5 separate regions of the Mus musculus genome follow, and all the other regions are linked to region 2. A link is a loop called in an ENCODE intact Hi-C map of the cell type or tissue named here. Cell type or tissue: left cerebral cortex. All regions are shown on one strand. Links, peaks and the distances in the headings refer to the core of each region. The heading gives the core; the rest is flanking DNA.

Evidence for each region. Hi-C counts contacts between places; a loop is a spot of excess contacts. Peaks named below come from ENCODE experiments on the same cell type or tissue, not always from the same donor. Only the 100,000 strongest peaks of a DNase experiment are listed, where the experiment ranks them.
Region 1: it touches region 2 in a loop (2.5-fold over the local background); 4 of 42 quality-filtered maps call a loop at or near these places.
Region 3: a loop joins it to region 2, with 2.2 times the contacts of the local background. A loop is called at or near these places in 9 of 42 quality-filtered maps.
Region 4: it touches region 2 in a loop (5-fold over the local background); 2 of 42 quality-filtered maps call a loop at or near these places.
Region 5: it touches region 2 in a loop (3-fold over the local background); 2 of 42 quality-filtered maps call a loop at or near these places.

The regions. Positions count from the first base shown.
Region 1 is chr1:188,901,233-188,907,557 of GRCm38, forward strand. It overlaps Ush2a (usherin), which reads left to right. Exons shown (of 71, transcript NM_021408.3): 61 at 5,205-5,432. Among named protein-coding and RNA genes, the nearest start is that of n-TNgtt3, 37 kb to the right of the region's middle. In left cerebral cortex, for the core only: a CTCF peak has its summit at 3,063 (motif pointing left); a DNase peak (open chromatin) is centred at 3,002.
Region 2 is chr1:187,444,837-187,451,161 of GRCm38, forward strand. It overlaps Gm37896 (a long non-coding RNA gene), which reads left to right and starts at 3,034. Exons shown (of 3, transcript XR_865841.3): 1 at 3,034-3,260. In left cerebral cortex, for the core only: a CTCF peak has its summit at 3,499; DNase peaks (open chromatin) are centred at 1,894, 3,157 and 3,496.
Region 3 is chr1:187,780,013-187,786,337 of GRCm38, forward strand. It overlaps a transcript of Esrrg not described here. Among named protein-coding and RNA genes, the nearest start is that of Gm36388, 130 kb to the left of the region's middle. In left cerebral cortex, for the core only: a CTCF peak has its summit at 2,805 (motif pointing left); DNase peaks (open chromatin) are centred at 2,034, 2,087 and 5,398.
Region 4 is chr1:186,825,072-186,831,396 of GRCm38, forward strand. No RefSeq gene overlaps it. Among named protein-coding and RNA genes, the nearest start is that of Rrp15, 79 kb to the left of the region's middle. In left cerebral cortex, for the core only: CTCF peaks have their summits at 949 and 2,890 (motif pointing right); DNase peaks (open chromatin) are centred at 998 and 2,919.
Region 5 is chr1:187,134,442-187,140,766 of GRCm38, forward strand. It overlaps Spata17 (spermatogenesis associated 17), which reads right to left. Exons shown (of 10, transcript NM_028848.3): 6 at 5,932-6,055. Among named protein-coding and RNA genes, the nearest start is that of 1700007P06Rik, 12 kb to the left of the region's middle. In left cerebral cortex, for the core only: a CTCF peak has its summit at 3,217 (motif pointing right); a DNase peak (open chromatin) is centred at 3,206.

The DNA.
Region 1 (6,325 bases), core at 731-5,730, 1.5 Mb after region 2:
ATTCTGCATGTCTCCCTGACCATGTAAGCTGCTCCATCTCACTACCCAGTGATAACGCCTGGCACACACACACACACACAGAACCAGAGGCCAGGAGACTAGGACACATCTCATGCTCCTTTCCTGTATTGTGAATTGATCTTTGATTGGCAACATTTCTGCATGCATGTGGGTGGGCAATCATAAATGTCTTCTCCTCCCATCACCCAGCTCCATGAGCAGAGCAGGCCGCAGGGATGTTCATCTACTTGTGAAATCAGTAGAAATTTTCTAATAAAGTTACCACTGTTTAGTCTTGGAAATCTTAGCTTGGTTTGCCATGGGTTTAATTATCCAAGGCTGAGATGTTGGTAATGGATAGATAAGGTATCATTCCTTAAGACTAATTTCAGTTGTGTAAGATAAATACTAAATACAAATATGTTGATCAACATTTGAGGAACTCAAATGTTACTCTTCTAAATGGAAAATACAAAAGGAAAAATAAAGCCTGCAGAACCCACCCGAGAGTCAGATTATCTGGGTTTAAGAAAAGTGGAAAAATACTTTGTTAGTATCAGAACATAGAAAAGGCACCCAGATGACTGAAATGCTCCTCTAAGTCCATGGCTTCACCAGATGGTAACCGAGAACCTGGTCAGGGGAGCCGAATGGCCTCTCATGTTCTGCTTGTCTTCCAGGCCTAATACTCCAGCTCCCGTCCACAGCTTTTCCTTGCCTTTGTCATAGTGAGAAAGCAATGCGTGCCTGAGAAAGAACCTATGAGGTCACCATGCTTTAATATGGGTTAGTCTGAAGAGCTCTCTTTCCATACAGTAACTATATGCATCACATGTGTTCATGTGTGTGTGTGGAGGGGTATACCTGTGTGATCATGTGTGTGGAAGCCAGAGCTCAGCACAGGGTGTTTGCTTTGATTGTGTTCCACCTTCTTTTCATTTCTTTCATGGAACTTGGAATTAATGGATTCAGCTAGGCTGGCTGCACAGACAGGTCTAGGTGTCCTCCCATCTCCACCTCCCCGGCACTGGAACTAGACAAGCACCATGGTATACAGAGACTTATGTGGTGTGTGTAGCTAAACTCAGGCCCTTGTGTTGGCAGCACTTCCAACAGAGCGCTCTCCCTACCCCTTTCAAAGTCACTTGTTTTCTAGAATTTTGCATTTGTGAGAACTGAGGGGCCAAAGGAACCCCCTCCCCCAAGCTGGTCAGAATTTGTATGCCAGAGCTGATCTATTTTAGGATAAAAAGCCAAGGAGAACAAATCAAAGGCAGAGGCACAAGAAATCTCACTGACTGGGGATGGAGTGAGTGGTGCCCCATGAAGATTAACCCTTTCCAAACTGTAGTAAGCACACATAATACCCCTTGATGGGCAGAGCGGCCCCAGAGCCTCACCACATTGGCTTCATTACCGAGAGCAGTGTGAAGAAGCTTCCTCAGGGCTGAGGTAGACGGGCTTAGTGAAAACGCTCCACAAAGACCAGAGGGAAAGCTCTGGAAACTGCTGGATCATCAGATCAATAGACTCAAAGGTGACTGAGTTAGGTAGCTTTCTGCAGTTTAAACATTTGCGCAGGGACGATCCCCATGCAGCCTTTTATTGACAGCTACAGATCAATGGTAATTTTTGATCATTTTCAACCTACATAAACCTATTGACCCCTTGGCCACCTTTGGGGCACTTCAAGTCGTCAAAAATAATCAGAGGAGATGGTGTAAAACTGTCAGGCTGCTGAAGACTCCGAGTAGTCTCGCGTGTCCCCGGGAGCAGAGTTGAGAGGTTAAAATGTAGTTCGAATTGCCATCAGACCCTCAAGTGGACGAGCATCCCGTAGAGCCCCGTCTTCATGCCTCATAAGCGATACGCTGATTTGTATCCCGGCGCTGACACGTCTGCATATAAATTTTTAAAAAGTGAAAGAGGCTGAGGCTGAATCTCATTGGAACTATCAGATGGAGAGAACCGATTAGGATTAGTTCCAGTAGAAATCTCTTCCCACTTTATCTTATGGAGTTATTCTTCATCTGGTGCATAACAAAGGCTGGCATACCCCTAGAATAAAAACGTGTGGAAAGGCTACCCGCATAGACGAGGCGGCCCAAGACAAAGAGGAGTGAGGATGAGTTGATAGCCGGAGGGAAGTGGTGCAAAACTTATAGCTCAAAAGAACCAACAGGGGCAGGACAGACGTCACTCGAATGGTTGGGTGCTCACCTGGCATACAGGAAGTCTCAGGTCCAACCGAGCACCACAGAAGATTGAGCGTGCTGGCCATCCCATCACCCAAACCTGGGGAGGTGGACACAGAATTTACAGTTCGGGGGCGTGCCCTGTCACACAGCAAATCCAGAGCCAGCCCGGGACACATGAGAATCTGCACCAAACAAAAACAAAAGTCTGATAAATAATTAAAGTCACAGGCGAGGAGAATGAGGTGGGAGAGAGCCAAGTAGTGAAAATTAAAAAGGGAAGAGAAAAAAAAAATGCCAAGTTGAAAACATTCAAAGAGGAAAGGGAGAGAAGTTTCCAGGTAGAGGAGGAGAACACAGAACCTGGAAAACACGGGAGGAAAGAGAAAAGCCAAGAGTATGTGGGAGGGGTGGGGGGAGGGGTGGCACTTCAGAAATAATAAAGTAACAAGAGAACCTATACCCCAGTAAAAGGTGACTGTGTGTGTGTGTGTGTGTGTGTGTGTGTGTGTGTGTGTGTGTATGCAACATAGGCCAGATTAGAGCAACACTATTTAAATCACCCTTTGCAGGACCACACCTTGAAACAGCTGTGCCAGGTACACGACGGTTTGTACTTGAGACACAAGCAGGCCATGTTTCTGCATTAGACAGTGGAGGTTTTCCGGCAGGGGCATCTTGAATCCTTTCGCTTTCAAGGATCTGAGCCATAAATGTTTATTAAAAGAATCTATAATGAAATCAGTTCTGTTATTTTTTTTTTTTTAAACTGGTTGCCGGGAGTATGCTGGAAGACAGAACAGCCGGCTGTTAATCACTAAGTACTCGTGTTATGGAAAGTGTTTGATAGTATTGCCATCTAGGGGCTGAACAGAAGTCTCTGCTCTGAAGTGAGCTGTAACGGAGCCGGTGCCACTATTGACAATATACATACGCTTTTGCTTTACAGCCCACGTGGTTTCCCAGTTTCTTACAACAGAAACCGTCTCTAAGTGTGCCAAGAAGTCTACTCTCCTATCTGTAATCTGTTAGAGGTGATTCTGGGTCACTTTGGGACCTCTGCTTTTATTGGCATCTATTACTGAATCTTCTGAACAAAGAATTATTCTTTTTTGCATTATTAATCTTACCCATGTTTGCCCTATTTCCAGAGAAAAGAAATCATTTGTCAGAAAAGGATGCTTATAATCAGGACTGGAGGCGCTGTCGGATTTAATATTCATTGTGGTCATCCCGGCTCGATGCTGTATTTATCTAAAAGACCAATCCAATGTTGTGGAGAAATAAGTTTTTAAATATTCATGATCTAACTTTTAATATTTTAAAAAAGAGAAATTAGTATTTCTGTAAAATTTGTTTCATAGTCTGGGTGCTTAGCAAATGTTTAAATATTAAAAGATTTCAGGAGGTTAGCATGTAATATCATAATGGGACTTACTGAAACAGGAAAATTGACTTTATGAGTCTCAGATCCATAAAGGATATTGTATTTTCTCTGTTCAGGTTTCTCACAGAACAAAAGCGCTTGCTCAGTTGAAACTTAAAATCAAGAATGGGAGGAAAGTATCAAAAATATGTCGAGAGTCGTTTAGTTGTATATGTTTTTCAGTTTCAAAATAACACCGGGAAATCCCCAAAGTAAGGGCCAGATGTTCCTCATAACTGCACCTGAGTTCTCAGCCAACAACTGTGAGAAAGACTCCTTCTCCCTACCTTTACCCATGCAGAAAAAGAAACACTTGATAAACTATCAATGTCACATTTAAACATCAAATAACGCACGCTGACCCCATGTATCATTACATGTAAATAGCATCACTCAGCCAAAACTTAGTCATGGTTGGTTATACCCAGTGGTTATGATCCACAATAGAAAGTATCTTCTCTCAAAACTCGTGTGTGTGTGTGTGTGTGTGTGTGTGTGTGTGTGTGTGTGTGTGTGTGTGTTTACACATGCATATGTTGTTATCCCCCTGCTACAGGCATAATTCCTACCTTAAACAGACATATCCGCTAGCCCAGATTGGCAAGAGCACCCCAGGGCCTCTAGAATGTTAAGATTCTTAGCTCCTGTTAAGTTATGCAAAATATGTTAAATGTCTCTCTGCAAGCAAGAAACAAACAAACAAACAAAAGTAATTCTGTGATTCCTTTCTTCTTTTAGATCAACAGAGGCAAAATTCTCAAAGCCTAGATAACAATCACTGTGGGCTCTTCTCATGGTCTTAGTTACGCTGCTGCTAACAAATGGGAAGTGCTTCCCATTTACATTAATAACAGGCTGCTCCAAGGGCATTTGTACGTTCATAGTTCAATGGCTCGTTGCTGTTTTCTCGAGTTTGTCTTATCAAATTTGTAAGATATAAATGCACACCAACACAGAAAGTGGGGGAGGCTGGGAGGCAGAGGGGTCTCCTGTACCAACAAGAGGCACTAAGGGTTAGGATTGTCCCTGGCAGCTCTCACAAGGACCTCCCGTTAGCCTGGTGACACTCCTCTGCAGTCGCTGGTGTGCAACTTGGAGCATCTTCACGAAGCTAAGTGGAGTTCTCGTCCTGGGCATCACAATTCGTAGGTTATGAACTCTGAAAACCCATCGGAAATCAGACATCAGGGAGATGGTTCTCAACCGTCCCATGGCTGCAACCCTGGATGACCGTCGCTCCTCATGTCTCGATGACCCACAACCGTAAAATTATTTGCATTGCTACTTTGTAAAACTGTCATTTTACTACTGTTACGAATTGTAATGTAAACACCTGCTATGTAGAATCCCTGAGACTCAGCCTCCCTGGAAGGGTCATTTGTCCTTCAGGTCGCATTTCTTGCTGTACTCAAAATGTCCACAAGTGCAAGCAAAATACTACCTTTGCCCCAGTGTGAGTTGAACCTTTGCTCTACAGCTACGCTATTGTTGTTGACACCATGGGTCCTGACTTGGCTACGCAGCTCAGAGAATAACCTTCTATCAGCTTCCAAAGGGCTCCTAACCTGCCAACTTTCTTACAGGGAACGAGTCGTCAAGCCCATCTCTTTGGCTTGGAACCATTCACAACATACCACATTGGTGTGGTGGCTGTAAACAGTGCAGGAAAGGTGTCGAGCCCCTGGACCCTGATTAAGACTTTAGAATCTGCCCCAAGCGGACTGATGAACTTCACAGTGGAGCAGAGAGAAAAGGGCCGGGCTTTGCTGCTGCAGTGGTCAGAGCCAGTGAAGACCAATGGAGTGATCAAGGTAAAGTCCACCCTGCATGGGAGATCACACCGGTCATCTTCCACATAAATAGATGAACCCTGACATGCCATCAGGTCACTGTGAGAAAAACCAGCTTCACAGCCGAGCTAATTCTCCTTGATGGCTCCTCCAGGCGTTTCACCCTAGATCGGTGAGGAACAGCTGGGGGATGGGTGCCACGGGCCCTGCAGGGTGCAGAGATTACCTCGTCCAATCCACACCTCAGCCTCACTAGGTGGGACCCACTAAACTTCATGAGACTCATAAAGGTTAAGTGGACGCTTTGGGCAATATTGCCAAAGCGGAGGTGGGATTTGAAGTCAAGGAGTCCCCAAAGCTCTGAACTCTAAGTGACCCTGGCCTTAATGCCCCCAGAGCCGCCTTCGTTTAGGAGTTTCCATAAGACCTGCCTAATTCCCACTCTGCCTGATTCACTAAGTAGACAAACCTGTCTGCTAACCCCTTGACCTCCACACAGAGCCCTGAGGAAACGGTCGGTAAAGTGTGACACGTAAAGCGTCACCTCGCCAACCCGGCGGTATAAAGGAGACAGAGTTTCCATGAACAGCTCACATTTGAAGCACTGAACCCTTACCCGAGTGGGGTAGACCTACCTCATCTTTTTGACATCATTCCCAAGGTTGGTGGTCAGTTCTCTCCTCTGGCTTCCCCACTCTGGTCCTTCCCTGGGTCAGGATGGCAGAATCGCCAGCCACCGCTGCTGTAGCCATTGCCTGCTCCTATCTTTCCCCCCCCAGGTGGTAAAAATGGCCAAGGTCTATTTCACAGGAAAAAAGTTAAGACTAAACTTCAACTCCGAGTCCTTTAAGAAGAAAGAGACAGGATTCTCTGTCTCTCTAGCCCAGTGTTCTCTGGAACCAGCTCTAACCTCT
Region 2 (6,325 bases), core at 401-5,400:
TAAGCACTGTTTGCCCCACCTCAACAAATCTCTTTCCACAACACAGAATCATCCTAGTACAATGCAGGGAGTGGGGTGGGTGTGCACTACAATTTAAGAAAGTCAGGGGAAGGGAGTCTGGCATTTCTTGTTAATTTGATAGTTATTTCTTAAGCAAACAACTCACAGGCATTTGAAATGAGTTATTTATTTTGCTTCCGATGGCCCTGTCCCTGAACAAAAGCAAATGTACTATTAATTCTCATTTGCAACACTACTTTGATTTCCAATTCCATCTCAATTTACTTTTATGCTTTGTGGTGGTGTGTTTACGATGGAGAGATATTATAATGAGGGAGATTGCATTGTATCAAACCAAAGGTCTATATGACATCATTTCTTTTCTTTTCGGACTTTACCTGTCTTTTGGTAAAGTTTCCCTCGGTCTTTAATATCACTAATCTGCGGATAGCTATTTCTTTTGGAAAGTTACCCACCCCTTCTCTTTTTGCAAAGGACCTCTGCGTATTCCATTAACTGCTAGATTGGTTCCACAATGTCTTCATAATGGCTTTCTGCCTCCTGGGAGATTTCTCTCTATCTTATATCCTTAATTAATAAGTTCTTTACCAATTGCCACACAATAATAGCGTATTCTTTTAAGCCGAGAAAATGTGTTGGTGCTTGTGAACTTACACTAGGACCCTAGCCTAGAAAACCTCAGTTGGTGCTCCTGATGGAAATAACAGTGGGTGTTCTGGTCCTAAGAGAGGTGTAGAGCACAACTGAGCCCACAGCCTTCATGTGAGCTTAGGTAGTGGGTGAAGACAACTGGGTGTCAAAGAACAGATAAAAGATGAAGATTAAGAGCACCACTTCTGGAGTCCTCAAAGAATGATAAAAATACAAAAATAAGGCTACCCATCTCTACTCATAATGCATTTCAAAATATGACTTCTCATTCTCTGGAAAGGTATAATCCAAAGCACCTTTGCCCATTTCCATCACACGATTCATCCATCCATCCGTCCATCCGTCCATCCATCCATCCATCCATCCATCCATTCTTCATATGTTTTATGTATGTGAGCTTTAAATTGACAGTGGGGAATAAGATAAAATTCTCACTTACAGAGAAATGTTCTATGTTGACTTTATTTCAGAATGACCACATGCATAAGAGAGTATACGATCAGGAAAGTACTAGTTGAATATTCTTCAGATGCTGTAGACGACACTGCACTAAGAAGACTTGGACACTATACTGTAATAGAATGTCAACCTGAAATTTTTCAGAGAATGAGGGTTATCCCAAGCCGTAAAATGAAATGTCACCACACATTAAGGTGGAGGAGGAAACACATTAAGGAATGAGGGCTTGTTAATACATTAGAAGTGTTAAGTTTTAGACAATTCTAAAGTATTAGGAATTAGAGCGGGTCGAGGAAATTGTTTGGTCTGCAGGCGAAGAAGGAGAATGAGGGTGCTTTCTAAGGTCAAATGCCAATGAGCAATAACTGGACCTGCTATGCCACCTAGTCCAGATGTGGCCTCCTGAATTGCCAAATCACCTGCTTTCTTTGCATTTCCTCTATGCTAGACCTTCCTTGTCTGGCATCCACACAGTTGAAATGGCCAAATTCTCGACTGTCTTCTCCCAGAGCCCATCCACTTCTCCACAGGTATCTCTGAATTATCTGCTTCTACAGGAGCATGCGTTCCTCATATTATGGTATTCGGGTCAATAGGGCACATCATTCTTAAGCCCCCTGGACTGGTCCCGAACGTGTCTATCTAGATTCTCATGTTTTATTATGAATTCTGTGCGTTAGCCCCTAGCTGTTATTTCACAGAGCAGCCCTCTCTATGAGCTGGCTTCCTTCCACTCTGTTGCCACCCACCTAACACATGCCAAGGACTCTCCATGCCAAGGATGATTGCTGGAGCCATTTGCTTATATAAATATCCTTTATTCACTAAAATGAATGACCAAGAGACACAGTTCTATTAAACTGCACAAAGGCCTTTCACTTTTTTTCATTGTCTATTAAAATTATGTCCATTTTTCAAAGCTTATCAAATGCACGTTTGTATTTGGTGTGGCCTTTCATGAAAGTTTCCCTATGGCTAAAGTTCATTCTATCAGCATGTGTTTATTGGCCACAACTATAAATGTCTGGCTTAAGTGATATCTATAGCAATGATGAACGTAGAACCAGGGCATGTGTGAGAGCATGTGCTGTTGCTCCGTCATTTTGGTGTCATTCTTCCTTAGCTGATTTCCTGAATGTTTCATTATCTTCCAGATTAATTATACAATGTGTGTGTCTTGTGATATTTTCCATTAGCAATACTAATGACTTTCCATGAACTCCAATTTAACCAACACATCAATCTACCACTACTCACGTGTCCCCAGCTTAGACATGACGCAACTCCAAGACCGAGCCACCAGCTAACTTCTCCAAAGCTGTGAACGTGGAAGGTGGTATTCAATAACTGAATATATGAACTGAAGCTTTCACACAACCATGAGGATACGTGGTGGATTTTAGTGCTTTTTAAAAACACAAATAACAATTTACACAATTCATTTATGCCAAAGTAAGACCTAAGACCTATCGCTGGGGACAGTCCAATGCAGGAACTTGAGTTGGCTAAGCAACTCTCCAGCAAGAAGACCTTCATTTAGTGCTAGAGTTGCTTGCTAGAAGAGTTATAAAACTCCAGAGGGCGGTGGCAACTCCACACCACGAAGTAAATAACAGCAGCCATTTAATTACGCACGTTGCGGAGCGTGAGTGGTGGGTCTCGTGAGGTCTTTCATCCTCCAAGGTTGTGCTCCGGGCGCCTTTGCTCCCTTGCTTCTGGGTTGGCCTATAATTCATCTGTGGATGATTTGCAACGCTGAGAGAGCTCACCTATCTCTGTGCTCTTACGGAAAGGCAAAATATCCTCAGGAAAAATGCTGCCTCGCCAAGGAAGCATACAGATAGTAAAGACCGTCAAAACACACAGGAAGGGCTAAATCCGGATAAGGAAGGATGTAATTCCTTGAGCTGGAATTTAGACCGCAGACAAGGATTCTTGCAGGAACACTAAGTTTCCTGCCCTGTGGGAGGTCCGAAGCAAACCTCTGGGACCAGACTGCCTTCAAAGGCTGAGCTCTGAGTTTCCTTTAATACCTGGCATCTTTGGTCTCTTTTGCGGAAGTCTAAGTTCTCTCGAAGAAAATCCTCGCTTACCAGAGGTTCAGCTTTATGGATGACTGAACAGTGGAGGTAAAAGAAAAGATTTAAGAACTGGCAGGGTTGTGAAAGCCAGCGTGTATGAGCGGGGGCGGGGTGGGGTGGGGAGGAGAGAAGGAGGAAACCTCTTTTAGAGGCAGAGACGCTATCCCCAGCATCCCCCAAGCAGCTTGTAGATGGGTTTCTTCTGTCTTTTCATTTCTTAGGTACTCTGAGCCTGGTGCTTAGTGATTTCGCCCACACTGCTGCAATGGAGTCACTAGGCTGTAGGGGGAGCTCCTGCCTCCTTGGTGAATTCCGAAGGCTTGGAAGCTGCTTCCAAAAGCATTTAATAGGTGGCAGGGCCTCAGAGGCCCACAGCTGTCCCCTGTCAGAAACGCCCTTTGCTGCTCTGCTCTCTTGGAGAATTCCATTTCTTTCATGTTGGGCTAAAGCAGCCTGAGACGTCTTAAGGTGAAACTCAAACAGTTTAACAGTTACTCATGAGGGTCAGGTCGATGGGGGTTGGATGGAAAGGGGAACAGAGAGCTATGGTTTTAATGGGGCTAAATTTCTCTTGTGGGGAGATGGGAAAGTTCCAGAGACTCATAGTGGGAATGGCGGTCACACTACAAGATGAATATGCTCAATACCACGAAGAGTGTGTGCAAAAAATGGCAAAATGGTAGATTTTTATGGTTCATGTTACCGCAGTCACAAATGTGGAATCGAAGAGACTCAAAGTCTAAACATGTTGGTGGATTAAAATACCGGACTCCTGAAGCAAGGCTATGCTAGCACGCTTAGGGACAACTTTGGAGGCTTGCAGATGGGGTTGAACCTCTGCAGTCAAGCATCCTGCAAACTGAGCCTCTGTGGGAAACACTCTTGGAGAAAGCCGAAACTGCAAATGGGGAACCTGAGCCCTTCAACACGCCTGTGTAAGGCTCTGCCTCCTTATGTGTGTGCATGCAGTACAGGTATGTGTGTATGCATGTTTGAGTGTGTGCGAACACAGATACACGTGTGTGTTTACACGTGGAAGCTCACTATGGATGTCCAGAATCATCTCTAATCACTCTTACACCCTAGTCAATGAGACAGGATATCTCAATCAAACCCAGAGCTGGCTGATATGGATTGTCCCTCTAGGCAACTAGCTCTGGCGCTCTGTTTCCATATTCCAGGACTGATATTACATGTGAGCCCTCATACCTCCGAGTCACTTACGTGGGCTCTGGGGATCTGAATTTCCATCCTTAAGCTTGTATGGCAAGATCCTAACCACTGAGCCATCTCCTTAGCTCTGCTCTCCGTGTCTGTAGCTCAGCTTCCTATACCATAATCTCCTTAAGTATCCTTCCCTAAGCCCCACCAGGACAACAGAATGACTAAGCTTCAGATGTGAATGTGGGTCAGCTAATGCAAAGAGAAGTCAAGTTTCTTTGCAAGGTGGTCAGTGATAAACGGTAGGTAGCGAAACCAGGGAGCAAAGCTGAGGGAAACCAGGGCCCAGAGCAGAACTGTACCCCAATACTGTGCCTCTGTAAACCAGAAGCATGCTCTCAGAAGATAACCCTCAGCCTCAGACCCAGGTTAATGAGGCAGCTCTACTCACTCTTGTATCTGCTTATATTACTCTCACTGATAAGTAGAACCATGCGTGTCAAGGCCTTTGGTCACAGAAATCTTACATTAGTAAGCCTTGGGGCTGCACACTTGGCTCCGGCTTGGAAGGTGTTGGGGTTTCCTAGACACAGAAGATTCCTGTGATACAACCCTCTACCCTTAGCTCCCTCTGGGTTACCCTAAGAACAGGTACCATGGCTCTATTTCATGTTCTTTGCCCTAAAGGCAACCCGGCAAGACCTCTAACATGTGCACCTGGCACTAAACCAGACCTGAAACGGGGGCTGCTAAGACCTGCTGAGAACGGAGAGGAAGAGGAAATTTGAGGATATTCATCCTCCTCTATCGGGCCTCCCCTCTCTTGTTTTGAACTGTCCAGTTCACAAATTGACCAATCACATTCCCACCCCCACACCCCTGCATTCTAGCCTGCCACACTCACCCAAGGAGAAGTTCTCTGTAGGTACTTGGCAGTTCTAGAGAACACAGGCTTAAATAAGAAGTAGCCTGGAGCACTGCAAAGACCTAACAAGACAGAAATACTTGATTCTACTTCCAGCCCAGCCCCCATTGCACCTTGACCTTCAGTGGGTCACTTAGACAGAATCTTTTGTTCACTCATCCATTCGTTCCTTTGTTTGTTTTGTTACAGTGACTCACAATGTAGCCCAGGCGAGCCTAGAATTCACTATCTTCCTGCCCCAACTTCTCCAGTGAGATTAAAGGCATGTGCCACATGTAAATGTGCAGAGTAAATCTTTCAAGTGTGTTTTGTTGTTGCCAGTGTTTGGTTTTGTTTTTCTTTTTTGAGACAAAGTATCACCCGGTAGGAGGCCAGGCTAGGCTTTTTTTTCTTTATCCTCCCTCCCGAATGGCAGGATGATGGTATGTATTCCCATGCTGGGTTTGAATGTTGTTTTGTAGTCAGATAACAGATACAGACAATTGTTGGGATCACAGTGAGAAAATTTTGTCAGCTTTTCTAGAAAACTGTCTGAGGAAAATGCACACCACAGCGCCTGGAGATTATTCTCCTTTGACCCCCAGCAGTGTCAAAACTTTGGGAATTATCACTATAAATATGCAGTGGCTGGCCTCTAGGTACTGTGTCCTCTGTCCACCTCACACTGTGATGTTCCTATCAAGGTGTCCTGTGACTGCAGATGGAGTCCTTAGCTTCTCTAAGCTCAGATTTAAATGCTGCTCAGATTCAAATCCATCTCTTCCTCCTACTGAGCTCTGTCACCAAAGCCCATTGGCTGGGAGGAAGCTCTCGGGGCTGTGCTGCCTGCTCTGAGAAGCCCTGATCTCCTTGCTACCTCTGAGCTGTCCGCTTGCTGCCTGAGGAGTGAGTTCTTTCTGTCAGGTCAGTTATCTCTCAGGACCACAGCTCTGATTGCATCTGACATTGCTACAGAGTAGAGGTTGCTTCCACCGTAGTATCTTGAACACTCAAAAGGCTCTGAACTTGTCGGAGGAGCAGACAGATG
Region 3 (6,325 bases), core at 810-5,809, 340 kb after region 2:
GCCACGGTAGCTACCATTTCCACTATCTGTCAGAAGAGCTTCGAGAGGCCAATTCGTCACCATCCTGGTGGGGAGAAATGGAATTGGGCCTTATTTAGTTGGGTGTCCAAACATCCCAACCATATACATATGCAAATTGTGGACACACTTAAGTAGCCAATGGGAGTGCAGTGAGGAAGCATATAAAGTGGGAGGCAGGGTAGGGGGTGGGATTACTGGATATGAGAGGACCACAGGTAAAAGCCAGGACTCCAGAAAGTGCCTGGCTTTGGTCTTATCTATGGGCTTATATTGCTAATGAAGCAACGAGGGAGACCTCGAGGTTCACTTTGAGATGGTGCAGGAAGTTCAAAATTACCAACAGAGCTGTCAAATAAGAAGCATCTATGGAAGACCAGCAATTTCAGACATGCTGAGAAAAAAAAAACAGGGTGCGGGGGAGATGGCTCAGTAGTTAGAAACACTTACCACCCATGGAGAAGGCCCTGCATTGTTCTCTAGCATCCACTGGATGGTTCACAGCTGCCTACAGCCTGTAATTTGAGTCCCAAGGGATCAGACACCCTCTCCTGCCCTCCACAGGTACCAGGCATCGATGTGGCACACATACATATATGTATGCACTCATGCATGCACATAAAATAAAAGTAAGTAAATCATAAAAAGAGAGATTAAAAAAAAAGCAGACTTTTCTGTTTGTGAATATTCCCCTTAATGGGCCTTGCTCCTTGAATAGCCTGTAGGAGCCTCCTAAAGGTGACATAATGATGCTACCAAAGTGCCAGCCACTGTTGTTGCTGAGGATAAATTTCATGACCAATCAGAGGGGAAAACAGATCCCACTTTTCTGAAGTCTAACCTGAGAATGGACATGGATTTGAGAGAGGGTCAGCATCCAAAATCAGCCTATGAAAGCATTGTGATCGTGATATATAATTCGCCACCCAAAAATCAGTGTGAGTAGTGGAAGCACAATGATTGATCAGGTTGGGCCAGTTACATAGCTGTTATGCTAGTCTTGCTTGGTTGTTTTGCTGTTGTGTTGTATTTGAGAGAGAGAGAGAGAGAGAGAGAGAGAGAGAGAGAGAGAGAGAGAGAGAGAGAGAGAGGAAGCCAAAGCATTAAACGGAGGATGAGGCCAGCAAGATGGCACAGATGCCTCAGAACCTCTCAGACCCCAAGCCTGACAACTTGGGTTTGAGCTTGAGCTTCAGGGCTCATCTACATGGTAGGAGAGAACCGAAAGTTAGTTGTCTCTGACCTCTACACATGTGGAATGATGTGTACCACCACATTAATAAAAAATAGAATAATAAAATTAAAAATGAAAGAACTAAGAATGAAGGTTTCTTTGTATGTTAAAGAAAGGGAATATAAAAGGAAGAGCACTATCTGAGCATATGTATACACATGCATGATATATGTGTGTGTGCATATACATGTGCATGTCTGTGTTTATGCATTGTACATGTGTATATATGCACGGATTTATATCCATGAATATATATGTATGCATGTATATGTCTGTATACATATGAGAATGTATATGTATGTATACATGTGTATATGCACATATATATGCCTGTATTCATATGCACATATATTCATGTGTATGCATACAGGATTTATGTGTCTACATGTATATATATGTGTGTGTATGTATATATAAATCTGTATATACATCCACATGTATATTCATGCATATGCATATATATGGCATGTGTATATTAATGCATGTATATATGAATGCATGTATACATATATGTATGCAAGCATTTATACAAGTATATATTCTTTTTGTAAAAAAAGTTTCATAAGGATCAAACAGCAGTAATAGTTGATCTGGCATTCTTAATACAAGCTTTTATTTTATCATATCTGCATAGTGATCCCGTTTGGCTGCACCCATTATTATGCTCCATAGTAGTTAAATCCGGGATTCTGGGGCAATAAGACATAAGGGTTGTACTATCTTGGTGCTGTTTTTAGCTTTCATTTCTATCGAAAGCTGCCAAATTAGTAGCATTTTGTGATTCCCGATTTAGCTCTTAATAAGAAGCAGAGCTAAAAGCAGCCGACCAAGCAGCTGAAGTCTCATCACGAGCCAGAAAGATCAATAAGCTAAAAGAAAAGTATGAAAAGTTTTTGAGTGACAGCTTAAAAATGGAAATTTTAAATATATACCACTGCCTTCTGCTCCATTGTGTAAGGCATAAAGCCCATCTTGGCAGTGCGTTTCTAAGCAGTCCGGAGGCTGGTTTATTCGTCTTTATGTACCATGCTGTAAGCTATGCTCAGAGCTTTATATCTGCAGGCAGGTAATATCAGGAGTAGTGTTACCTGAGCCTAGCATTTCTAGTATTGGGCTATCAACAGGAATGTCACTATTGACATTTGCTGCATTATCTAAGTCCCTGCATAACGTGTGTGCACTACATTTGAGTTTCAGAGTTGGAAGTGCTCTGTGTGCACAAACCCAGGCACAGTGTCTGGTCAAGAGGTACAGTTAGAGAAACTCATGTTTTAGTTTTAAATATTCTCATTGCCTGTGACCGCCAACTTTAAACTTGATTCCATGGTCAGCATTCGGTGAAAGTCTATTTCTGATCATTCATTATATGAAGGTTCCATATTTTAAAAACACATATATCAGAGGTGGAGAGATGGCTCAGCAATTAAAAGCACAGGCTATTCTTCCAGAGGACCTGGGTTCAATTTTCAGCATCCACACAGAGGCTCACAGCAAGCTGTAACTCCAGTTCCAAGGGATCCAATACCCTCTTCTGGCTTCTATGAATATTGCATGTGTGTGGTGTACAGACATATGTACAGGCCAAACTTCCATACATATAAAGTAAAAAATAAATCTCTAAGGAATACATATGTGAGAGTAATAGACCCTATACCTTAAAAACATATATAATAGAAGCACAAATCCAAAATAGATAATGCAATACCTTTTTCTACTTCCTGTAGTCGGAAACTCTTAATGCCTTGCTGATTTTACCCTTAAGCAGATATTTATTTTGTAGGCTTTAGTTGCACTTTTCTTGGATATATTCCCATCTAATTTAGGTAACATGATGAATGTCTTCAATAATTATAAAATAGCCTGTTTCTCTAATAGTAATCATTGCCTGGAATAGCGGGAAATGGTTTCTCAGTAGAAATTGAGCGTATGTTCTATATTCTGTGTTCAAACCCAGCTTCACGGCTTCACGGCGGCAGGAAGCTTGCTCTTCTTCACTGGTTCATGGAGCACTTTTATTTGTGGATTGATTCCGTCATGGGGGATGGTGTTGCCATACACAAGTAAACCTAATTTCTTTTGTTGAAAATCAAGACAGTATTTCAAGACTGTTTGCATTTCACCAGATACACTCTCCTTTATTAAGGCAATAAACAATGAGAAGGCTCTTTCGTCAATTTTACTTCAGAAATCAGAGCACACAGATATATAAATCATGAGTATGATAATTTACTTAAGTGTTCCTAATGTGGTGCAGTATAGGTGTTTTTAGCTAAGTTCTTAGATCATTAAAATTGGAAGTGAATAGTCATGTCTGCTAGGCCATTTCTTCATTTCTTCATTTATTTATTATTAATTGTGTACCAGCCTCATGGAAGCATGCTATCTTATGGGTGACTCTATTTGTCCCTTGATAGTCATGGAGATTGAGAGCCCTACAGATACCCAAATCCCAAGATCCTCAAATGCTTTATATAAATGGCATGCTATTGTCTTTAGATATCTATATATTAAATATTAGATGAACATTGCAGGAATAGTTGTACTGAACTTGTTAGGGAAAATGACAAGAAGTCTGAGAATGTCAGGACAGATTTCTTTTGAGATCTTTTGGTGTGGGATGGGTGGGATCCACAGTTGTAAAACACAAAGGGCAACGGGGCTGATAGTCATGATAAACATGCAATATCTTTATCCTAAAGACATTGTCGGTCAGTATCAAATTTGTGGAAATAATCCTACAATTATAAAAAAAAGTTAACTTCTTGTGGAATGAACAAAAGAAAAATGAAATACATCTTGTGGTGACCAAATATATCTCCGTGGCCTGTGTCTTCTTTCCATTGAGTGTGATACAGAGTTCATTGGCATGGTGGCGTATCCATGGAGCTTCTTTGCATATTGCACTCAAATATCTTAATCTTGGGAATTTGTTGGCTGGTGATGAGAGAGAAATAAATCCAGGTGACATGAAAGGATAGACCGTGTCATAGATTTTTTTTGTTTGTATATTTGTTTTGTTTTTGTTTGTTTGTTTGTTTTTGTCAAATACAAATCTAGACACACTCAGGAGGAAGAAATCTCAACAAGGACTGTCTCCATCAGATTGGTCTTTGGGCATTGGCTTCATTGCTAACTGATGGAGGAGGGCCCAGCCCTCTGTGAACAGTGGCATCCCAGGGCATACAAGCCTGGGCTAGATATGAAAAGCAGCTGAACCACCCAACAAGAGAACACCCTTGTGAGCATAGGTCCTCTGTGGTCTCTGCATCAGTTCCGGCCTTGAGTTCCTGCCTCTGCTTCCCTCCATAAGCACTATGACCTGTAGATTGAGAGAATCCCTTTCCTCCTCCTGTGCTTTGATGGGGGGTCTTTATCATAGCAACAGAAGCCTACCCAGGACAGACAGCTTATGCTCCACAGACACCAGGCACTTCCACTATGCTGAGCCTTATTATATTGTTGAAAAATGAAGCTGTGTAGGTGATGGGCATCGTGGTTTCAACTGAAAGATGCTGTTTCACTAGAATGGTCAGCACATAAGCAAGAGTGATTTCTTACCTAGAAAACAAGAAATCCACAAACTACAAAGAAATTTCGAAGCTCTGCCCCTCGCCAACACCCTTTCAGTTCCTCTCTGGTTTCTGCTGTGCATCCTCAGATTTCACAGTAGGCAACCCAAGGCTCTCACATGTTTGCAGGCAGCGTCTCACGGCTGTGCCAGGAATCATAGATGGGAGCCTCAGTAATGTCTTCTTTATTTTCTTTCATCTCCTCCTAGAAGGAGAGGGCTGAGGTGAGTGTAGCTGCTCGCATCAGCTCAGTGCAGGAAGTGATGAACACACAACTAGGGATGCCCTGGGAAGACAGGACGTGTTCTTTTCCAGTGGTCCACAGATGGCATGGGGAATGATGGTGAAGCTGAGCCCACGATGGACAGACACCTAGTCTGCCCCAAAGCAGAATTGGGAGTACACTGTTTTGTCCACACATACTTCCCTGTAAAAGTTGGTGACACAGTGGCAGAGGAGAGGCAGGGAGCCAGGGACCTGTGAAATCTAGGACGGTTTTTCTTTTCATTATTCTTTATTGCCTCTTTTCTGTGCTAAAATACTCAGCTTTGGTCTGAAAGGAAGCGAAAATCCTTATGCCAAGAGCTTGTAAACTAACGCCCACTTGAACCATCTGGTTTTCTAGCACATACAAGTGATTAAGCCTCAGAACTATGATTGTTAAAATTAAAAACACAACAATCCCAAACACCTCCAAATAGATGCCTTATGCGAGTTTATAAGGGGGAAACATATGATGTTTTATATAGTAAATAATATTGAAAGGTTGAGACAAGCTCCTTCATTTCCTCCCCTCCCTCCCTCTTTCCCTTCCTTCCTCCCTCCCTCCCTTTCTCCTTCCTCTGTCCCTCCCTCCCTCTTCCCCTATCTTCCCTCCCTCCCTCCCTCCCTCCCTCCCTCCTCTTCCTCCCCCTACTTTCCTCCTTCCCTTGTTTCACCCCTCCTCTTGCCTTCTTTTCCTTCCCCCTCTCTCTCCTCCCTCCTTTCTTCTCACTCTTTTCTCCCCACCTCCTTCCACTATAAGTGTTATGGAACGATATGATTTATGCACTTAAAATATGCTGTAGCGCCTACATTTTCAACAACCTGGAATGAGCCCTCGTCTCTACATTCGGTATTATTTTTGCCCTCGATAAAGAAACACGTATGCTCAAATGTATGTGTGTGCCTGCTCATATGCTTGGGTGTCTTAGTTCCTCCCAGAATATATTAAAAGACCAAGGGCTATTTGCAAATTATGAATTCATACTTTTTGTTCATAATGACTGAGGAAAGTCAGGTCAGGGGGAAATTAAATATGTTAAGAGCTCTCATTTTAATTGTATAATATCGATGCTGTCTTTATAGTTAATTTCCTTGACAAGTTGTAGAGCACATGGTTTGGATCTCTCATCCATTTCTTACGTGGAAATGATTCTAAATTGGGACATCTCACTTTGGTGACGTAGCTGAAGGAGAAAATGAAGAAGCACCCTGGGCAGCAGGGCTGTGGAGGTAACGCAGT
Region 4 (6,325 bases), core at 729-5,728, 620 kb before region 2:
ATTTCTGACATGCTTCTGTATGTAAAATGTATCACTGCAAGCTCTGGGCCCATTCATATGAGCACATGGCTCAGCAGCAGATGGCCTCTCTCTGTACAGACATTATCAATGCAGATATTAGCTGCTAAAACGTTACCCATCCCACATTCAGAGCATGGACCCCTAGGGTTACTTAATTGTAAAGGTTTGTGTTATGTGACTCTCTCTCTGTCTCTCTGTCTGTCTGTCTGTCTGTCTCTCTCTCCCCTTCTCTCTCTCCCTCTCTCTCTCCTTCCATCCATCACGTATAATTCTTCAGATTGCATGTTAGTGTGCATGTTGCAATAACTATTTTTACAAGCACATTGCAATCCTTTTTCCTCCTTTCTATCTCTCTCTCTTTCTTTCTCTCTCTCTTTTTCTTTCTCTTTCTTTCTTTCTTTCTTTCTTTCTTTCTTTCTTTCTTTCTTTCTTCCTCCCTCCCTCCCTTTCTCCCTTCCTTTCTCTCTCTCTCTCTCTCTCTCTCTCTCTCTCTCTCTCTCTCTCTCTCTCTCTCTCTCCCTTCCTTCCTTCCTTCCTTCCTTCCTTCCTTCCTTCCTCCCTTCCTTTCTTCCTTCCTTTCTCTCTCTTTCTTCCTTTCTTTCTTCCTTCCTTCCTTCCTTCCTTCCTTCCTTTCTTTCTCTCTTCCTTTCGCTCTTCCTTTCCTTCCTTTCTGTTCTTGAAGCAGCCACAGTGTATGCTGCCCACTTCCCCAGGCTGGAGATTAAGCCCACAGCCTCAGGAATGTGCTCTACTGCTGAGCTATATATAGTCTTAGCACATGCCTTCTTTTGGGAAGAAGTGGCTGATATTGGAGGAAAGAAAATAGGAAGCATTTTACTTTTATCATCTACTTGTTTCTTCAAAAAAAAATAGATATTGATGTGAAGCTATGCAGCAGACACAGGAAAAGCAAGCAAAAATGCTGTCCCCCTTCCGTTGAATATGCAAATAGCAGGTTTCCATCAGGGAAAGCCAGGATGTTTTATGAGCCAAGTATGGGAGCACCATCTAAAGAGTCCTTATATGCCAGAGTCAAAATATGCTCATTTCACGAGAACAAAACCAGGCAATTTATTTCAGGAAAATCAACACCCACATTAACAGACACAGAATGCTAACCGTTCTCTAAATGCTAACACTGGCTTGTGGTACTAACTCATAAACCTTTGACAAGAAATGATTATCTCCAAAGCAACTGGAATTTTGAAACAAAGAACAATCACATAAAATTTTATTTAGAAAAATGAAATGTTGCTAAGGAAGGAAAAATCTGTATTATTATTATTATTATTATTATTATTATTATTGATTATCATTTATATCATCATTCCTGAAATAATCTGACTCTAAGAACATAGAACAAAAATCTCCCTTTGGCTTGTGGTAATTTCAACTTGTCATGAACAAATTATCAGATGCCATCCTGTGTAAGGACAGCCCTTACCCTCTACAGGGAGCCCTGGGCATTTAGAATGTCCTTCTGAAAGTACACACTACACATTCACAGAACACTGGGGACCTGCCTCCAATGCTGTATGAATGGTATAAATGAGAACCTTGGGCATTACAGCACAGCCCATCTCCTGGTTCAGTCTAAAGCTCTTAGGAAACAAGGAACAACCAGATGTTGATATATTGCACATCTGGCACCGCAGAAGGATTTTGAGATGAGGGAGACAGGAGCCATTTTTTTTCCCCATCAGTGTTATCTTCTTCTTTGGGGCTCCGCGTCGGATGGTAGATGAAGATCTCGTACAGCCACAAACAGAAACAAACTCGGTGCCAGGGTTCTGCCTGTATCAGTGAACAAGATGGGAATTCAAAGCAATTGACAGGATGCATTTCAAAAATTGTCAACAGTTTTCACACTGTTTGGTCAAATCTTATAAGGAACATAAATTATGCAACAGCCTTCCCCTCTGGCTACTTCACTATACAGGGAAAGTGTAGAAGACGGCGTGAGATTTTACAGACATCCTTAGTTTCATATTTTGACATTTAGGGGCTAAAGAAAACACCAAAGATTTCCTATTATTCTTAGTGGTATTTTAAATAATTATTTGAGGAGCATGATAAAATAAGATGAACGATCCGAGGAAAGCATTATCTTACAAAACAATGTTGCTAAGTTTTAAAGGATCGTTACTAGAACCAACCACTCTGTCTCTTAGACAGCTTAATTTCAGCTAATATGGTCAAACTCCTTTTCAGTATGCCACCAGCCAGTTTGCAGTACATAATATGAAATTATTTCAGATCATTTTAATAAAAATAATATTCAAGGTTGGGAGGGTAATTATTATTAGTTTTGCTCTATAAGCTATTTTAATATATGTAAAGAACCAGGATTGTCTTTAAGGATTGAAGTATTTATTTATTTATTTATTTATTTATTTATGTGTTGTCCAAGATGATTTAAAATTTCTTGGTAGGTTTTTTATTTTTAAAATTTGTTTATTGGGGAGACTTAAGGAAGGTTGATTTTGCTTCCAAGAGAGTAATAAAAAACTCATTCCCAGTGGGTTAATTTTGTCAGCATTAAGCCATTTCTAACTGCATACCATTATCATTTAAAATATTTCCTCTAATTTTGAATCTCTTAAAAAATATCTTGAATATAAACATTTTTTTAGGAACTATTACCACAAAAGCTTCGTCAAAGTAAAATCGCTAGGAAGAGATGAGTCTGATCAGCAAAATTTCTGTATCATGGCAAAACAAAAACAAAAACAAAAACAAACAAAAACCAAAAAAAACAAAAACCAAAAAACCAACCAGGCACACAGAGCCAGACAGGACCTTTAATTTAATTTTATTTTATGAAGGCACCTTGAAATCCCGTTCTTTGGGGCCACTTCTCCTCTTGGCCACCAGATGTCACACTTTCATTGTAAATTTGAATTTCTTTCTGCTACTGCAGATGCCTTTATCTTTTTCTTTGTAAATGTTCGCTATTCTGGAAACATTTCTCCTCAGTTCTGGCCCACAACTTGAGAACTTGACTTTGAATATGAAAATAAAGCCATCCATTTGAGCTGTTTTACACACACAGGTGCAGCTTCTCTTGGAGCGTCCTGGTTACAGTTTATTCTCTTTGACTTGAGTTTTACATTTAAGATTTCTTTACATTTATGATATACATCAGTAACTGTTTCCTTTTAAAATTTGGCATGCATTTATGTCCCAAAGTATGACTGCATTTTATGCAAAATCTAGAAAATATGGGTCATTTATTCTAAGAACATCAAATACAGCTTTTTTTTTTCTTACAAAATGAAAACCAGGTGGGCAAGTATTGTAGTATTGTAGTGTTAATATAAAAACTGCCACACGGATGTTACTTCCATATTAACATCTGCAACAGTTATGCAACATTTTCTAGTGTTCTCATTTGATGAATAGGCATCATTTAATTTAGTCTTTAATGTAATTTTATTTGGGAAAAAGCAAACATCAGATCATTTTGTTGCTTTGCATGTGCTATGATGCAAATGCATACATGTTGTTAAAATATAAATTTATCCTTTCTTTGAGTTATGTATAAGGTGTCATGAGTGGTGAATTAGTATGTCTTTCTCACACGTCTTTAAAGAATTATGACTTTTGCTTCTGTGTTCAACTCCTGAAATGCATTGATAAAAACACAACCTAAGACATGGCTTCTTACAAAGGCTAGAGACAGTCATGGCACACAGCTTTTGTGTGCATTAAGATTTTCATATTTAATAATCTGATTCTATGTGAAAATTCAATGATGTCATGAAGGATATCACTGGAGCAAGACAAACCTAGCAAAGGCTATTTTCTGAATGAATCACTCAAAAGATAATTTTAAAAAAGATAAAGCCTTTGACACATGAATTTAGTATGTTTTAGTACTATTCATAATGGTAAATTGTGGAGCTACCAACCAGTCACACTGAGTTAAAAAGGAAGGAACATGAAGAAGACCCGGCTGTGCTCTGCGGGGAGCCCTCATTTAGGCCTGTCTCCCCACCCCATGGAAACCCACTGTCTCTAGCTATGAATGAAAAGAACAGAATTATCATTGCTTTCTGTCTGCAGTCCTAAAACTTTACTTCTTATTATTCTTCCAAGTTGGAAGCTGTCAAATTCTGGACTGGCTAAGACTCACTTTGGTGGTTTTGATTTCCTTTGTGAAACTATTTGATTATTATTCATTTTAGAGTTTTATAGAACAGTGATGTAAACGAGGACTTTGCTGTTTCATTCACATTCATTGGTACATCTCAGGCAACTTTCCCAGTGTGCTCTGGGGCTCTTTTTGATGGGTGTATCCATGGTTGGCTTTTCTCTTATAAATACAAAGTATCTTTCTTTTAAAACTAAGCTATATCCCATGTGACCTCTTAAAGAATCTGTATGTATGTCTTAGAAAGCAAGTAAAACTGAGCCTTCTCTTGCTAGTAGGAACTCCATCCTCACTACAGGAACCATCCAAAAACTTTGTCAAAGGTACATTTTGTAATTCTGAGGTCGGTTTGGTCTCCTGTGATTTAAGCAGGGGCTCTGCTGGTTACAGTGATCAATCCATCCCCTGTTTATGATACACAGGTAGTATTAGAGTTACAGAAAGGCAAGTTAGCTGTTACAAAGTAGACATGCAAAGAGAAAGAAGGGAGGGGCCCACCCCACTTCAGATTTTTGAAACACCTGAAAGATGTAGGTCATATAATGGATAAGCCTCCTGTTACTTTTCCAAAGAGACTTGAAGGGCTGCCCTGAAAATATGAAACCATGAGACGCATCCTATTTTGACCAATATTTGCACAGCTAAGAATAAAAATCATTCCCACTCTATTATCTCCCATGCCCACTTTCCATGTATAAGTCCACAGGAGTAAAGTAACAGAAATAATGTTGATCTGTGAGCTCGGACTCTCGAAGCTTTCCCTTATGAGGCATAGAGCACACTTGCTGCGGACCATGACATTCTTGCCTTTAAAGGTACATGCAACACACAGTGCCACTTAAAAAAAATCCACATGCCGTTCTGAAATGGAAAACCTCATTACTGAGTGGAAGATAACCAACATTCAGTGGAAACTGAATATTTGAATTTTTGGAGGCTTAGATCCAATGTAAGTGGGTTCTAAGTGGGTTCTCTTCTCTGTCTTAGTATTTTGGATACATCAGAAGACAGAAAATGCTTTTTCTTTTTTCAGAGTGAAGTAGAAATTTTTACTTTACAAATCACTTAACAGCTATTTAAAAAGAAAGCTGTGGCTCACCTCTTCTGCCTATGTTCTTTTTACGATTGTTGCAAAGATTTTTTTAAAAGCATTTCTTGATCATTGAATTTGATCATTCTGTCCCTGGCAGAAAAGACACTTTCTGAAGGAAAAATGATACTTTGTCATGAGGCATTTTTGAATGCTTTTGAAAGAGGCAGGAAATAAAGACAGGAAAATTTAGCTGCACCCACTGAAGGCTCCCTGCTTATGAAACATAACTCATTAAGCTAATATGTCATTCCTGACTTCCCAGAGCTCAGCTCCGGGAGGGTGTTTCTCTGGAGGGTAAAAGAAACTTTAAGCTTTCCTGTCAACCTGATCTGGCCGATGGGAGTCTTGGTCTCCCCACCCTAATATCTTCAAGTGCTGGGAAATCTAATTCATTAACTTTTCCAAATGGTTTTAAAAGTTTTCTTTCATCAGGGACCATTTCGACCTTCTTTATCCATCTGAGTCTAGAGATCAGAAATACAAATGATGGTAGCTGAGAGCCATCACTCAGTATCCCAGAAGCCTGCCCTTTTCGACTATAAGCTGTACAGGCAAATTATATTTGGACAAAAAAAAAAACCCATATTTTAATTGAAATGCTAGGAAGCTGTGAAGACAAGTATCTTAAGATCATAATGACATAAATTAAATGTTTATATTCTAAAAATGAAGCACAAAAGAATATTTTGAAACATGCTCACTGTAGAATATATTTTAAACCATCCTCAGGAAAAAAAAACTGTCTCTCACCTTTCATTTACACGCTTAACTGAAATACTCAAAGCACACCCAAGTCCTGCAGAATGAGCATGCTCGAGCGTAGGATGACCGGTTTCCTCAAGCTGCTTCAAAACTAGGGAGAAATCTTTTTAAAAATGTATTTGTTTGGACAAAATGAATAAAATTTACATATGTTTGTTTACTGAATTGATCCATTAATATTTAGAATATTGCTGTTGAACATATTATAAATAGCCCAAAGGACAGTGATCATTAACCAAAACTGATTTTTAAATGACAATTTTATTTACAATAGATAAGCGTTTAGTTTATAGCTA
Region 5 (6,325 bases), core at 436-5,435, 310 kb before region 2:
AGCGTAGGTGTCACTTGGTGAGTCCTATGTGGGCCATCGACTCGGCTTCCAGTTACCGAGCCCTACTGAGTTTATATAAACTACGTACAACCATGAACAAGCACTCACGCTTAAATTTGTAACTTTGGAAGAAGGATCTGGAAAGCTAACTTTACCAATCCCACACCGTGCCGTTTGTTAGCTAAGTTCAGTATGCACTTCTTCACACGAAATGTGAAGCACTACCTCCCATTCCTAGCGTGAGGGTTCATTTCTGTAATTCCAGCCCTTAAGGAGGCTAAGACAGAAGAATTTCTGTGGTTTCAAGATCAAGCTGGGACACATACTGAATTGCAGAACAGCCTAGGCTGTGTATACAGTGAGATCCTGTCCCCCATAACCCTCCAAAAGCTACTACCCAAAACTAACTATCAATTATCTTACTACCAAGCCCTCTTAAGCTCCTGTAGAAATTTGCCATAACAAAATGACAGAGCACAAAAGAATTTAGAATCGGAAGCAGGGAATATGTGAGTAAGAAAGCAAACATAGGAGGTGCAGGGTGTAATGGGGCTAGTAGTGGAAATTAAGTAGTGGTGAGCCCTCCAAAATGACTGGCAGGTTTCTCCTGTGTCTGACTCCTTTCACTTTAGAGCTATAAATAACTACTCTATTGTCCAGATAGTACATGGACTCCTTGAGTGTGTTAACACACCAAGACTGCTTCCCATCTGCCCTAAGTTTCCCACTGCGTCAAACTCTGGGCTTCTTTGGCTCCTGGGCAGATATTTCTCCCCCTTTCCTCTTATGAACTATTAACAATCTCTCAGTGTTCTCCAGTCTACACTAATAAGGACAGCTGAACAGTTAATAGATTTCATTGACAACGCAGTTTAATAGGAAGGCGAGAACATCTTTAAAGGAAGGGAAAGGGAAAGGTCAGTGTGGTGAAAAGTTGTAGGAATTGTGGGAAGTTGTTGGAATTGTGGGAAGTTGTTGGAACTGCCCTTTGGCATGAGAGCAGGACTCTGAACGTCCAGACTGTAACTAGCTGTAAGAAGGAATCAGCTTCATCCATATGTTAGAAAATCCTGTTGGTGAGCTTTTCTTGAGCATAATGTCAGGCTGCGGTGGGATGACCACACTGAAGAGCAAAGGAAGGAAAGACTGAGAAGCAGGGCGGAAGCAATAGCGGAGGGTTGTCAATGTTTATGCTGAAAAGGAAGGGTTGTTTTAAACATATTTGTTTTAGATTTTTGAAAATTTCATAATTGCATATAAAATATCTTGATCATATATACCTTCAAGTTCTCCATAAATCCTTTTAGACCCACCCCAACCCCGTTCCCATCTTTCTCTTCTTTTGTCCTCTTGTTTTTAAAAATTTCTTTGCATAACCATCGGGATCAATCTGTGCACACTCATGATTGTGGGGCTACCAACTGAAGCATGGCTGACCAACTAGAGGCCATACTCTTAATTATGGCTGTCCCTCCCCAGAAGCCATCTGTTACGCAAAGCGCCTCAGCTAGGAGTGGGGTGTCTGTGAGTGTCTCTCCCCTCTATATTAGAATGTTGACTGGCTTGCCTTAAGCAGGTCTGATGCAGGCGACCACAGCTGCTGTGGGGAGCGCAGCTGTCCTTCATGTGCAGAAGACACCGCTCACTGCAGCCCTCCCTGACCTCGGGCTCTCTCTGTGTCCCCTGAGCCTTGTGGGAAGGGAGTGTGATGCAGGGCTCCCATTTAAGCTGAGCACTCTGCAGACACTCAGTCTCTACATGCTCATCATTGGTGTGTTCCTGCACTGTCATCAACCATGTAAAGAAATCTCTCTGTTTAGGGCTGAGAGCTGTGCTAATCTGTGGGTACAAAGGATTCTATCAAATGGAGAACATGGAACCTTTCAAACTTGACAAATGTCAAGTGGAAATGAAATATTATTGTTTTTGAAAGATTTCTCTGACTGTAGTAAACTCATTGGTATAATGAGCTTGACTTAACTAACAGTAATTCTAGAGAACACTGTCATTGCTTTGAATGAGGGAGATGGGCATGCGAAAGCTGTCTTGACACACGGAATGCTGAGGTGGAAGGCAGTGGAGAACTGCCTGATGGAGAAAGTCAAAGGCACATGACAAAATGCATGCAGCCAAGAAAGGGTACAGCCAAGTAACCACAAGGAGCCAGACTGTCCCTGAGTGAACGAAGTGGCTGCTAAGGTCAATGGGCATAACATGTGCTGCAGCCACTGATGGCCGTGTGTCAACACCATTGCTCCTGAGCTTCCCCGTAATGGCTGGGTATTCTAGCCTAAGAACCTTGTCCACAGCAAAGCCTGTCCAAACACAGTATTTCCAAATTCACGAGACACCTGACCCAGGTGCACCCACACTATTACACATGCAAACAGTGGCACATGTACACAGAGGGACTGCCATTTTCCATGGCTCTATTTCCAGATGGAAGTGCAAGCCACATGTCACATACTAAGTCCTTAATGTACATAAGCAGACCACCTCTCAGCTTGCTGTCTTAGGAGGACAGAATAGAAGATAGTACACAATTCAGAAAAATTAAATATTTCTAATAAAGCATTTTAATCTTATAATCTTGGTCTTCTAAACATGTTTCCCATTTAACAGCCTATCAGTTTATTATAACTAGGTCAAGTTTAAATTTTAATTAAAATGTATTCCTTCCTTATATAAATTCAATTTGATATGGTTTTGAAAAGAAGATTACTGTACACATTTTATTTTTTTAAAAGATTTAAGTATATCAAATTATAGTTTGTTGATAATGATCACAGCAAAGGGCATTTTTAAAAATCACAAAACTGATAAGAATTAGTTTTGTACCCATGTGAAAATTACTAGGATAAGGAAAACATAAAAATATTATGTAAATGATGACATGAAAATTATTTCTATAATACTTTTAATTTCCATTTGCATATGCGTTAACTAGCAAATGACAGAAAATAAAATATGCAGCTATATTGATTGCTCCATATTGTGTTTCTATGTTCTTTCCTATGATCGTATTAACAGGAAATGAGGTAAGTCACCGTCGGTCAATTACTACTAAGGACAGTTCTGTACAGGATGCTCATCTCCAAAGCACCGGCCACTGCCATTTGGATCTGGAGTGTTACAGGCACCTTGTGACTGGGCTGAGCCTCAGGAAGCAATGCTTTCCTTTAGTGAATTCAATAACAGGCCTTTGCGTACAGCCACCAGTAGGTGGAGCAGACAGCATAATTTATTACTGAGAACAAGGGCAAAGGAATGAAAGTCGGGTTCTTTGGAATAAAACAAATCTGTAAATGAGATTTTCTTCAAAGGAAATATGCCCTGTATGTGTTAGATTTGGTTTGACTGGTTACTGAATCAAAATAAATAACTTTATTAAATAATCAATCTTCGCAGAAAGATAAATTTACAAATGGAGGCATTGCTTGCATTTTACTTTATTCAAATCAACTAAAATTAGCTTTCCTTTCAAAAAAATTTTACAGGGACAAGGAATTTTTTGATGTGTTCATTTAGTAAGGACGTTGAACACAATCCTGCTTTTCAGGTGGCGGGGCATAACAAATAGTATTTTCTAGGAAATATAATTGACTAATCCTGTTATGTCTGCAGCAACAAATTAACCTTATTACTACTAGTAAATGGTGATTGATTATTTATGCAAATAAGTTGCCATGTTCGGCTTTCTGATTGAAATAAACATATAAAAGAGGCACTTTACTATGACTTGAACTTTTTAATTAATAAAGCCCTGAGGGGTGTGTTAATTCACCCATTGCAATATTAGTTATTTACTCATGTAACTCCTATTAGCACAAACATATTTGCTTGAATAAAGATGAGATAACAATAAAACTATGAATAGCTCCTGAAACTATTTTTAAAAAATACATCAGAGTCATACTGAAATAGGCTTAAAAATAAGCTTAAATTATGCCTGTAAGTATCAATACATCAGCATAACCAGTCTAGGGTTATTAATTCATTAAATAGCATTAATGAATTAATTATTAAATGTAGAAATTAATAAACACAATTTTGCTCTGCCAAATTCAGCAGTGTTTTCAAAGCATTGTTTGCCTAATGTTTTCTATCTACTAACAATATTAGGCAACATTAAAACTATAGGAATATAATGTCAACACATTACTATTGTACAGTGCAAATTAATAATGCCATTACTAAATTGTTGAAACTCCCAATAAACTATGTTGTCTTCTAAAGATGCTACAGATGACATTCTTTTTACAAAGTTCAACAAAACTGTTTGTGTACAAATAAACTTCTCACAAAAAAAAAAAAAAAAGAACTTTCCCTTGCTACTGACAATTAGACTGTGAGTCTTTGGAAGTGAAACCTCCTATCCTAGACACCAGCGGTCTGGGGGAGTTAACATTGACAACTAAGAATATTTTTAAATCCAAAGTTCAATTTCCACCCAATAGCCAAGTCATTAAGGCAAATGAGAAACAATGCTCACATAGAGTGTATATTTCTGTTTCTTATATAGGGAAAGTATTTTAAAAAATTTTTGTATCAGCAAAATCAAAACTGAAAATGGTTGTTAATCTTAGTGAGACTGCTTATAGATAGCAATTTTCTCCCATTAAAAACTTTGTGTGACAGCCGACTTAAATGAGGTTGAATGTTCCTTATGGCTAAGGATCTGCTAGCATAACCACACACGCACTAAATTCCCAGCACAGGACCCATGGAGGGTAGGCATTCAGAGACATGCCAGTCAGAGGACAGGCTGGGGGCTACAGTCAGTGTAGGAAAGCTCTACCTCGAGTGGATCATGAGACAAACACTGAAGCAAAGGAAGCAGTCCGGATCTACTGGCTGTGTAGCAAGGCTTGCATTTGCCATCCTTTGGCAGCATCCGAGACCATGGACCAATGAACAGATTGGACAATAAGGTGGTATCACTCTTCTATTTTATCACCAAGATGTTTGCCCTTGGGGGGGGGGCGGTCCTCCATAAGTTCAAAGGTTATCCTTTTATCTCCTTAGTTACCTATAGTTACATTGTAAGATCACCATCATTTCATAATCCAAATTACCAGGATGATAGAATCTCTGACATCTTTATAATCTTCTCCAAGGGAGGAGGTCTGACAACACAGCCTCACCTGCAATGTCCCAACACCAATGGCACCGGGTACAGTGAAGTCAGCAGCATGGAGGCCACAGTGTAAAGAGCTCTCTCTACTCCTCAATTAATAACTAAAACAAATAAAAGAAAGGAGCCAGCTCCCTCCTGCCACCATCAGGCTCTTGGGGCTTGAACCAAGGGTATTAGACTTGGTGGCAACTGCCTTTATCTACTAAGCCATCTCACCAGCCAATTCACACATTTAAAACCATATTTCTCTGGGTAGAATATTCTATGTACAATGCATGCATTCTCAGCAACCATAACAAAATCTTAAGTATAAGAATACATTTCTAAATATTCTAAATTCCACATTTATCTCTCCATATGAAGCAATTTGTTAAAAAGCTTTACTTGACAATGTCTATCAAAATTTAGAAAAGGAAGAAGAATTTTCTTAATCTCAACATTCATTCAATTAAAAGAGAAAGCCTGAAAGCCATCTCAGCCTAATAACTTGCCAGTTCTTGATCATTTCACAACACAACAATAGGTTATGCCCTCCGTGTTGTACTATCACTGTGGCGGATCACTCTGCTGGCTTGGACCTTTCTGCCAGTGGCTCAGGGGCTGCCTCTATGAAGCACTGTCACAGGCCAATCATGGCGCCTGCGCACACCACACAAAAACACGAAATTGAACTGGAAGTAGTGTCTTTGTGGTATCTTTTCAACAAGTCATGTCCTATCCAGCCTGCTAGTTTATCTCTGTCAAGCTAGGAGTCCAAGTGGCTCATGGGAGCTGCCAGGCACAGGTAGACTAACCTGCTTTGTGCTGAGCAGGTAATGCATCTTGCGGGCTTGGTAATCTTTTTGCTTCTCCTCTCGTTCCAGGAGAACCTTTCTCTCTTCTCTCTCTTTCATTTCTGCGAACTCCTCCAAAGCCTCCCTGCATCAAAATCGTTAGCAGTTACTCTGTTGGCATCTGTTGATTCGCTAATTCTTTCACTGATGATAATCAAGTTTTTTGAGGGGCAATGATCAGGCACATCCATCAAAATCAAGGGTGCAATTTATCTTGCCTGTGAGTTCTGTGGAAATCTTTGCCGTTGTTAGACAGCGTTTAAGTGACTTTGTCATGATGGGGCTTTCAGAACCAAAGCGTAGATGTTACAATTAATGCAGCAGCAGAGGGAATGCCAAAGTCCAGTGGAAAGGG